Linked DNA regions of Mus musculus: all the other regions are linked to region 3. The links are chromatin contacts, found by Hi-C or POLR2A ChIA-PET in ENCODE. All regions are on one chromosome and are shown on one strand. Each heading gives the region's core, a stretch centred on a gene start or an enhancer-like site at or near the end of the contact. The rest is flanking DNA. Distances are from core to core; before and after follow the strand shown. Region 1 holds the start of Ndel1 (nudE neurodevelopment protein 1 like 1). Region 2 has its middle 9.8 kb from the start of Gm51902. Region 3 holds the start of Rpl26 (ribosomal protein L26).

Region 1 (2,700 bases), core at 136-2,635, 48 kb before region 3:
CTTTGGTCTCTTTTGACTCCTTAACTTAATGATGAGCTTTGCCCTCTCAGCTTTCTGATTTGGCAGACATTACCCTACCTCTTAAGTGCAGTGAAAGCAACATAATTTTCAGACTAACAACCAGCCACTCATGAGCAAGCTTCAGGATAAGATTTTTCTAGTAACTGAGCTTTTGGGGGTTTTTTGTTTGTTGTTGTTGTTTGGTTTGGGGTTTTTTTGGTTTTTTTGGTCAATTTACTCGAAAATAAATAAGTCATCTAGTAACTTCTGGTATTATCTTTAACAAGTCCAATGTTCAGTCCTCTTTCCGGCTGAAGAAGTTAAAAAAAAAAAATCTCATGAAAACAGAAACCAGAACCCTGAGCTTAGAAAGGTAAATTGTAACCCAAGCTAAACTTCTCACCAGTTAGTGGAACCCAAATAAAAATCACTCAGTTGCCCCAACCTCCTGTACCTAGGTTCAATTTCCCCATCCAGCAAAAAGTGACTTACAGTATCCGTCGCAAGTACAAACAGCAAATGTTCTAAAATGTTTACAAACGCTACAGGAATGGGCCCGGGTAATGAAAAGGACCCTCACTCGCCTTAAACTTAAAAGTGTTAGTCACCTCATCGTTTCTCAGAGAAAAATAAGAAGCGAATCCAAGCAACCGGGGTCGGTTGGTTAGTGAGACTTTCCCCAACTCCAAAGAGGATGATTAGCAGTTCGGGGCAGGCAGTCACGAGACTGCCAGTCTCTGCCAACGCGGGCTGCTCCTGCTCTCGCCTCCCGCATCTGGGGCGCTGGGAAATCAAGATCCTGCCCGGCTCCTAACCACCCCGGCAGCTCCAGGGAATCAAGGATGGGTGGAGCGAGAAGCTGGGCGCGCCTCCGCCACCCCAACTGGGCCACTCCTCGAGCCGTCAGCGCCTCAGCCCCCGGTGCCACGTCCCGGCCTCCGTCCCTCCTCTGGAAGCCCGGGACTCGCTCTCCCGCAGGTGCCCCCGGTGGGCCACACCTCCGCCAGTAAGGAGGGGACAGTTAAAGCGGTTGGAACAGTTGTCTCGGTACGGGCCGCCCCAGAACCCAAGCCCGGCCTGGCCCAGCGGGCTGAGCCCCAGCCCGGCGGCGGTCAGGCAGGCTCCCCCGGGGCAGGCCTCGGCGCTGCCCGCCTGGCTCGAACCCCAGAGGCTGCGTCGCACGGGAGCTCACCGCCAATGTGTCAAAAGCGCATGTTCGCCGCCGCTCGGCCGACGTCTCTGCTCCGCTGGCCTGGCCAGGCCCGCCCAGCCGCTCAGCTCTGCTCCCTTCCGCAGCCCTGAGCTCCACTCCGCGTATCCCCGCACCGGGCTCCTCCCCGACACGTCAGGGGCTCCCTGGGTGTCGGAGGCCATTCTGTGACGCACGGGGGCGGAGTCAAGAGCATGCGCAGAAGCAGGCTGGCGTGCGGGGCGGAGCGGTGGGAGGCCAGAGTCACGTGGAGCCGACCTAGGCTTTGCGCGCTGACGTGAGATCTGCGACAGCGTCCTGCGCAGGCGCCGCCCCGGACCCCCGAAGGAGGTGGGTTTTTTAGCCCTGTGCTGTCTCCGGAAGCTGTGCTGCGCAGGAGAGTAGTTCCCTAGGCTAAAATGGGAAGCCAGTATAAAGCCAGTATAGAGTACTAGCTCACGAAGGAGACAGGAGAAATACACAACTGTCCTGGAACTAGAAACTTAAATTTAAAAAAGGCATTTGGGGAACAACTATAGGAACTTTAGCTGTCTCATGCTCAATGTAATTGTTATTTCAGTGCTGTTGGGATTGGTTTTGAAGTTTGAAGACAAAACAACATAGCATAAGACATATGCTGAGCCTAAGAAAGACAAGGTGAGCCCACGTATACGGTTGGGAAAGGTCAATATAAACAAAAAACGGTGCGAGATGGATTTTTAAGGAGAACCCAAACTGATGAGCAGAGGAAGATTACTGGGGTCTAGAGCGTCTTGAACTACACTATGAAGGATATAGGGTTTTTAAAAAGAGATTATGAGTTCACTGTGCGGTTTGTCGCGCCCGTAGTTGTACCAGTCACTGGGGTGCATTGCTTTGTCACAGTAACCCCACGTCACTCTCATTTACAAGTAAGAAATAGCAAGATGAAGTTCCCCAAGGTCACTCACCTACAGCGCAAATTCAAACTCAGAAGCTACACTGTTATCCACTACTACGCTGACAAGAAGGGAAACATAGGCTAGACCGTGGGGCTAAAGTGCCTTCCATACACTACTGTTAACCATCAACAACATTTGAAGCTGGAATCATTAGATCTATATTGTAACATAAGACTCAAAAAAAAAAAAAAAAAAGGTCTGCTTTACAGGCCAGTGGCCTGGAACAGCTTTGAAACTCAGTCTGGCTTCCCTACCTGAAACTCTGCTCAATCTAATCAGACTTAAGGCAGAGAAGTGATTAATGAAGGCTTTCCTATAGACCCGGTGCCAAGACAGGAACCGTCCCACCCAAACAGGAAAAGATAAAAAGGCCACAGCTTCTGTCCTGCCTCCTGGCTGAGGTGCTAAGAAACACACTGAGTCACCTAATGGCTGGCCAGGCCCTTCAGAAAACAGTGACATCATCTCCCAGGCTGCTGCCCCTCCCATTTGCTCTGCCCCTAGGACTGGCATCATCCCCTTCTTAATGAATGGGCTTAGCTTGGCAGAGCCCTCAGAAGCCAAAGGCCC
Region 2 (2,739 bases), core at 88-2,587, 38 kb after region 3:
TTTGTTTGTTTGTTTTCTAAATTGTATTTTATTTACATTTTTAAATAATAAAGTTTTAAAAAATAAGTCAATTGCATCCCCATGCCCACATGAAGCCATGTCTCTGTATTTTTAAAAGTGGTATGTTTCTTTAATTATGTAAAATACAAGATGTTGATGTTTCATAGAGATTGTAACTGCAGCATTCTTTAATTCTTTCTGGCGTTTGTCATAATTGTTATTTAAAGAATAGAGTATGTATTACATGTAAACATGATCTTTTCCTAGTTTGAATAAATTCCAAGGTAACTGAAGAAAAGAATCACAGGTTAGCAGAGCTTGATGGTAGACATGCGGAAGCTCAGCCCCGGGGAAATGAAGGCAGGAAGACTGTAGATCTAAGGCAAGCCTAGATGACATATACTGAGTTCCAGGACAGCCTCAGAGACAAGGTGAGGCTGTGTTTCAAAACACAAGGCTTGGTATGGTCGTGTATGCCTTTAACCCCAGCACTCAGGAAGCAGAGACAGGTGGATCTCTTTGAATTTGAGGCCAGCTTGTTCTACATTTCAAGTTCCAGGCCAGCCAGGAGCACATAGTGAGACCCTGTTTCAAACAAACAAAAATAACTAATATTTGGCTACTTATTAAACACCAACTATGTATTGAGCATTGCTCTCAGCACCTTATGCATATTCTTTTTAAGCCTCTCAATAATCCTGTAAGTCACATATAAATATCGTCATCATTATTGTGTGAATCAAGGAACTGAGGCACCGAGTTGAGAAGCCAAGCGATACAGCTTACAAACTGTAGAGTGGGTGTTAGAACACAGGCCAGCCAGCTCCAGGGTGCAGGTTCAAATTCCTGCCTTAACATTTAGCTTGCCATGGCCGTAAACCACCTTTCCTAAGTTCTCCTACTTGGTATTCTTCATGTGTATCTTCAGAGATTCATCCCTGTAACAGATTAACTACCCATAAAACTGCTCAGAGAATCCCTGCATTCTCAATTTAACTAGATGGTAAATTAACAGAATAACATCTGAGTTTGGTTCAGTGAATCACGGGACCAGGTTGGAGGAGAGGCAGGGTCATGTGATTTTACTGGTTTTGTTTGAGGGCTGAGTCTCACCGTGTATAATTCAGGCTAGCCACAAAAGTGCCACAACGCCAATGAATAAAGGACAGACCTATGTAGTGGGTTTGGCCCACTAACGCTAATTACACTCCCCCCCAAAAAACCTGCTTACACAAGTGTCTGCACAAAGCTTCTGGGAACCTGACCCTGCTTCGTTCTGATTGGTAAAGATGCGGGCAGCCAATGGCTGGGCAGGGCAGACAGAGGCGGGACTTTAGGATTTCCGGGTTTGGGATTGGCAAGAGAGAGAAGGGGGAGGAGATCCACCATAGCAGGAGAGTGTGGAAGAGAGAAGAGATGCCAAGCCTCAGAGTGTTCAGGACAGAGAGGCTTGGCGGCCATGTGAAGAAGCCGAGAGATCCCTCTGGGTCCAGAGCAGCCAAGATAGAATTTAGAGTTTAGTAAGTAATAACTCGGGATTATTAGCAGGAGGTGGATTCATTTCGTGGAGGTTGGGCAGTGGCCTAGGATAGAGCTGATTAAAGCATGTCAAAATATAAAGGCTGTGCGTGTGGGTCTTCCATTCTCGAATGTAAAGCGTTGAGGTGTGTAGCAAACCCGCTGCCAGGATCTATATAATATTTTATTCAACAGATTTAACTCTGTACAAAGTGGAATTTATTGGGAGGTAGGGAAGATTTGCTGACAGAATCAGATTCTGAGTAGTAGCTAAAATAAGCAGATCACTGTGAGGGAGGGTGTGTATTTTGGTTAGGACAAAGTGTTTTTATTCAAGATCAAATGTATTTGGTTCACCTTAACCAAAGGAAGAGTGAAGCACATTCCTGGTGCAGGTCATACAACTCCGTAGATTGCCTTAGCTGTTTGTATCTGTGTATAATTTACCAAGAAAGCAGACTCGGTTACTTTGGAGCAATTCTGTGATTGACCTGCCTTGCTTGGCTTCCCATGGTGCAACCCCAGCATCCAAATAAACTAACTATTAAGGAAAGCTTCATTTATTTACTTGATTAGTTAGTCTGTTTGAGACAGGGTTTCTCTGTGTAGCCTGGGCTGTCCTAGAACTCACTCTGTGGACCAGGCTGACCTCATATTCACAGAGATCCAGCTGCCTCCGCTTCTGCCTCTCGAGTGCTGGGATTAAAGGTGTGCACCCCCGTGCCTGGCAAGGCAAGCTATATTTTAACTCACTAGCTACGCTTGCTTGCCCTGGTGCTCTAGGGCTGTGGCAGAGCAGAGGTTGCAGAGCAAAACCTCATGTTGGATAGGAACCAAAAGAAAAAATCACCAAGGTTCCACTCTTCCCTTCAAAGGTTGTCAGTGCCCAGGTTACTTCTTCTTTCTTTAAAAAAAAAAAAATTATTTATTATTATATCTAAGTATACTGTAGCTATCTTCAGACACACCAGAAGAGGGTATCTGATCTCATTACGGATGGTTGTGAGCCACCATGTGATTGCTGGGATTTGAACTCAGGACCTTTGGAAGAGCAGTCAGTGCTCTTAACAGCTGAGCCATCTCTTCAGCCCAGTGCCCTAACTTCTATTAGGTTCCACTTTTTAAAGGTTTCTCCCACCAGCTAACCTTGACTAAGCCTTCAATCCATGCCCTTCAGGGGACATTTAAGATCCAAACCTGTGGGATATGGTGGCACAGGTA
Region 3 (2,700 bases), core at 74-2,573:
GCATGACGGCTATATTATCTACAGAAACCGATGCCTCCGAACCCATTTGCAGAGAATCGGATCCCCTTGACCTACCTCCATCAGATCTGGAACCGAGAACTCTCAGGAGGGGGTTGAGGTCATAGTTTTAAAGGGTACACCTGTCTGCGATGAGAGTGTCCCCCCACCCCGTGTCTCTTTCTTTTCTTTCTTCCTTTCTTTCTTTCTTTCTTTCTTTCTCTCTCTCTCTCTTTCTCTCTTTCTCTCTTTCTTTCTCTCTCTCTCTCTCTTTCTCTCTTTCTCTCTTTCTCTCTTTCTTTCTTTCTTTCTTTCTTTCTTCCGTTCTTTCTTTCTTCCGTTCTTTTTCTCTTTTCATGTTTTCAGTTTTTCGAGACAGGGTTTCTCTGTGTAGCCTTGGCTGTCCTGGAACTCACTCTGTAGACCAGGCTGGCCTCGAACTCAGATATCCGCCTGCCTCGCCTCCCAAGTACTGAGATTAAAGGCAGGCGCCACCAATGCCGGCTTTTCCTTTTTTTTTTTTTTAAATTGGATATTTTCTTTATTTACATTTCAAATGTTTTCCCCTTTCCAGGTCTCCCCTTCGGAACTCCCCTATCCCATCCCCTCTGTCCTTACCTCCCCCACCCATCCACCCACTCCCGTCTTCCCGCCCTGGCATTCCCCTACACTGGGGCATGGAACACCCTCAGGCCCAAGGGCCGCCCCTCTCACTAATGTCCAACAAGGTCATCCTCTGCCCCGTTTGTGACCGGAGCCTGTAATCTTTTGTTGGTGGTCCAGTCCCCGGGAGCTCCGGGGGATCTGGCCTCGGGTCTGTTTGTTTAAGTGTGATTTGAACCGGCAACTTGGCATCATCAGGGGGCCAAGACCTATTTCCGTCCAGGTGAGGGATGGTCTCAATTTCGCAGAAGGACCCAGAGTAGTCTACCCAGATGTGGGGGCGGCCGGCTGGGGCTAATTATAAGAACTAACTCCTATGGGTCAAGTCACCGAGGTAACCGTCTGGCCAAGGTCCCAGAGCCACTCGGCGCCTAAAAGTAGGTCTTGCGCTTCGCCCGGAGCCCAGGAATGAAAGGGTGAGGTCCCCCAGGTCCTCTCACGCCGGCCTACCGTCCCTAAGCAACCCTCTTCATCCCAGGAGCACTGCCTTCCCCAGAGGACTAAGCCTACCACGCACACCTCCGAGGGATGACGTCAGGACCCCTCGCAGTCCCCCTCCGAGCCGCTAGATGTCGCTAAACTCCCATTCCTAGTTTCTTCTTTTCTCCCAACCTCCTCTCCCCTTTCGCTCCGAGACTCTCGCGAGATCTCGCGGCAACTTACAGAACCGGAAGTCGCGTGTAGTTCTCTTTCCTTTTGCGGCCATCGGTGGATCGCAGCCGGTGAGTTCTCGGCGGGTTGTCGCTGGTAATCCGCAGCCATCCGCGGCGAGGCGAGGAGGCTTTTCTGTCCCGAGGCCCCGAGACGGCCTTGCTGGCCCGGCATCAGCCAGGGAGCCGAACTGGGGCGGGCTCGGTCCGTGTCTTTCCTAGCCAGGGCCCGCGGGGCTGGAGAGGGTTAAGGGGACCAGGTTCGTGGACTCGAAGGCCGGCGGGGCCCATGGAGATGGAGTTAAATAATCATAAGCCCCGGGTCAGCCGTGCGGTTGCCCTCTCGCCAGTTGGGAGGGCTTGGAGATCCGCCCTTGCTTCCATGCTCAAGTGGGGGGCAAAATGCAGAGCACCAGAAGCGGTAAATGAGAAGGTAAAGACCGACGCTGTGTAGGACCCTCCCGGGATGCTGAAGTTGGAAAGTCAAGTTTAAAAGTAGGATAGGTGTTACTAATGGCAGAGTCTTCATCTTGTTTTCAGTCTTTAAAGACGAAAAAACCCTCAGATGGGAAGGTCTGGAGTAACCGAGCATGATACCTTCCAGTGAACGTTGTGTGCTTTCAGAGTGGAGTTGATGCTGTTTAGGGAACTGGTTGAGACTTGAAACGTTAAAGGGTCTTCTGGTTTTTGTTTTTGTTTTTTTTGTTTGTTTTTAAGCCAAAATGAAGTTCAATCCCTTCGTGACTTCTGACCGAAGCAAGAACCGCAAACGGCATTTCAATGCGCCCTCTCACATTCGGAGGAAGATCATGTCTTCCCCTCTTTCCAAAGAGCTGAGACAGAAGTATAACGTTCGGTCTATGCCCATTCGGAAGGATGACGAAGTTCAGGTATGTGTCCTTGCTTGGCGAGGCGAAGCTGAATGGAATTTTACGATTATTTGGGGGGCGCGGGGGGGGGTGAGAAAACCTGCATTTGATGTATGAAAGGGTTGCTTTGCATCAAAAGAACTGGAAAGCAGTGTGCTTTTTGGTCCTGCCTCAGCGGTTTGCTAATGTCTTTGTGTGGGGTTCTATTAGCTCTATTGGGGAGAGATTATCTGTAGCTGTAATTTATAGCTAGTGATTGGTAAGTTCTGGAAGTCTTTAAAAGAACGCAGGGTGGGTTTCTTTGTGTAGGTAGCCCTTGGCTGACCTGGAAAAGAGATAAGATAGAGCCCTAGGATAAAGGGTGTGCACTTCGAGACTGGCACATCTTAACACTTTTTAAGAATACTTAATAAAATGAAACACTTCTTTGGGAGGATCGACATGGGTTGAAAACAGCTATAGGATGGCAACAGTCTTGATTTGTCTGTTATTTAGAAAGCCTTTCTTTGCTATAGGTGATT

What was found. Hi-C counts contacts between places; a loop is a spot of excess contacts on that map. ChIA-PET counts read pairs that join two places held with the same protein, here RNA polymerase II (POLR2A).
Region 1: a loop to region 3 is called in a map of left cerebral cortex, with 6 times the contacts of the local background. The contact joins the promoter of Ndel1 here to the promoter of Rpl26 in region 3. A Hi-C loop is called at or near these places in 2 of 37 maps with a recorded cell type or tissue (both left cerebral cortex). POLR2A ChIA-PET finds 5 or more read pairs at or near these places in 4 of 5 experiments (Patski and embryonic stem cell).
Region 2: a map of left cerebral cortex shows a loop between it and region 3 (2.5-fold over the local background). The contact joins the enhancer-like site here to the promoter of Rpl26 in region 3. A Hi-C loop is called at or near these places in 7 of 37 maps with a recorded cell type or tissue (Patski, gastrocnemius, heart and 2 more). POLR2A ChIA-PET finds 5 or more read pairs at or near these places in 5 of 5 experiments (Patski and embryonic stem cell).

What each region holds. Positions count from the first base shown.
Region 1 is chr11:68,851,750-68,854,449 of GRCm38, forward strand. It overlaps Ndel1 (nudE neurodevelopment protein 1 like 1), which reads right to left and starts at 1,386. Exons shown (of 9, transcript NM_023668.3): 1 at 1,193-1,386.
Region 2 is chr11:68,938,498-68,941,236 of GRCm38, forward strand. It overlaps a transcript of Arhgef15 not described here. Among named protein-coding and RNA genes, the nearest start is that of Gm51902, 9.8 kb to the left of the region's middle. Within about 2 kb of position 1,338, at least 3 of the 3 ENCODE cell types and tissues checked have a DNase peak (open chromatin) inside an H3K27ac peak, as active enhancers do; they include gastrocnemius, heart and left cerebral cortex, where a contact is called at or near this core.
Region 3 is chr11:68,900,243-68,902,942 of GRCm38, forward strand. Rpl26 (ribosomal protein L26) reads left to right here and starts at 1,324. Exons shown (of 4, transcript NM_009080.2): 1 at 1,324-1,382; 2 at 2,028-2,200. The coding sequence starts at 2,033.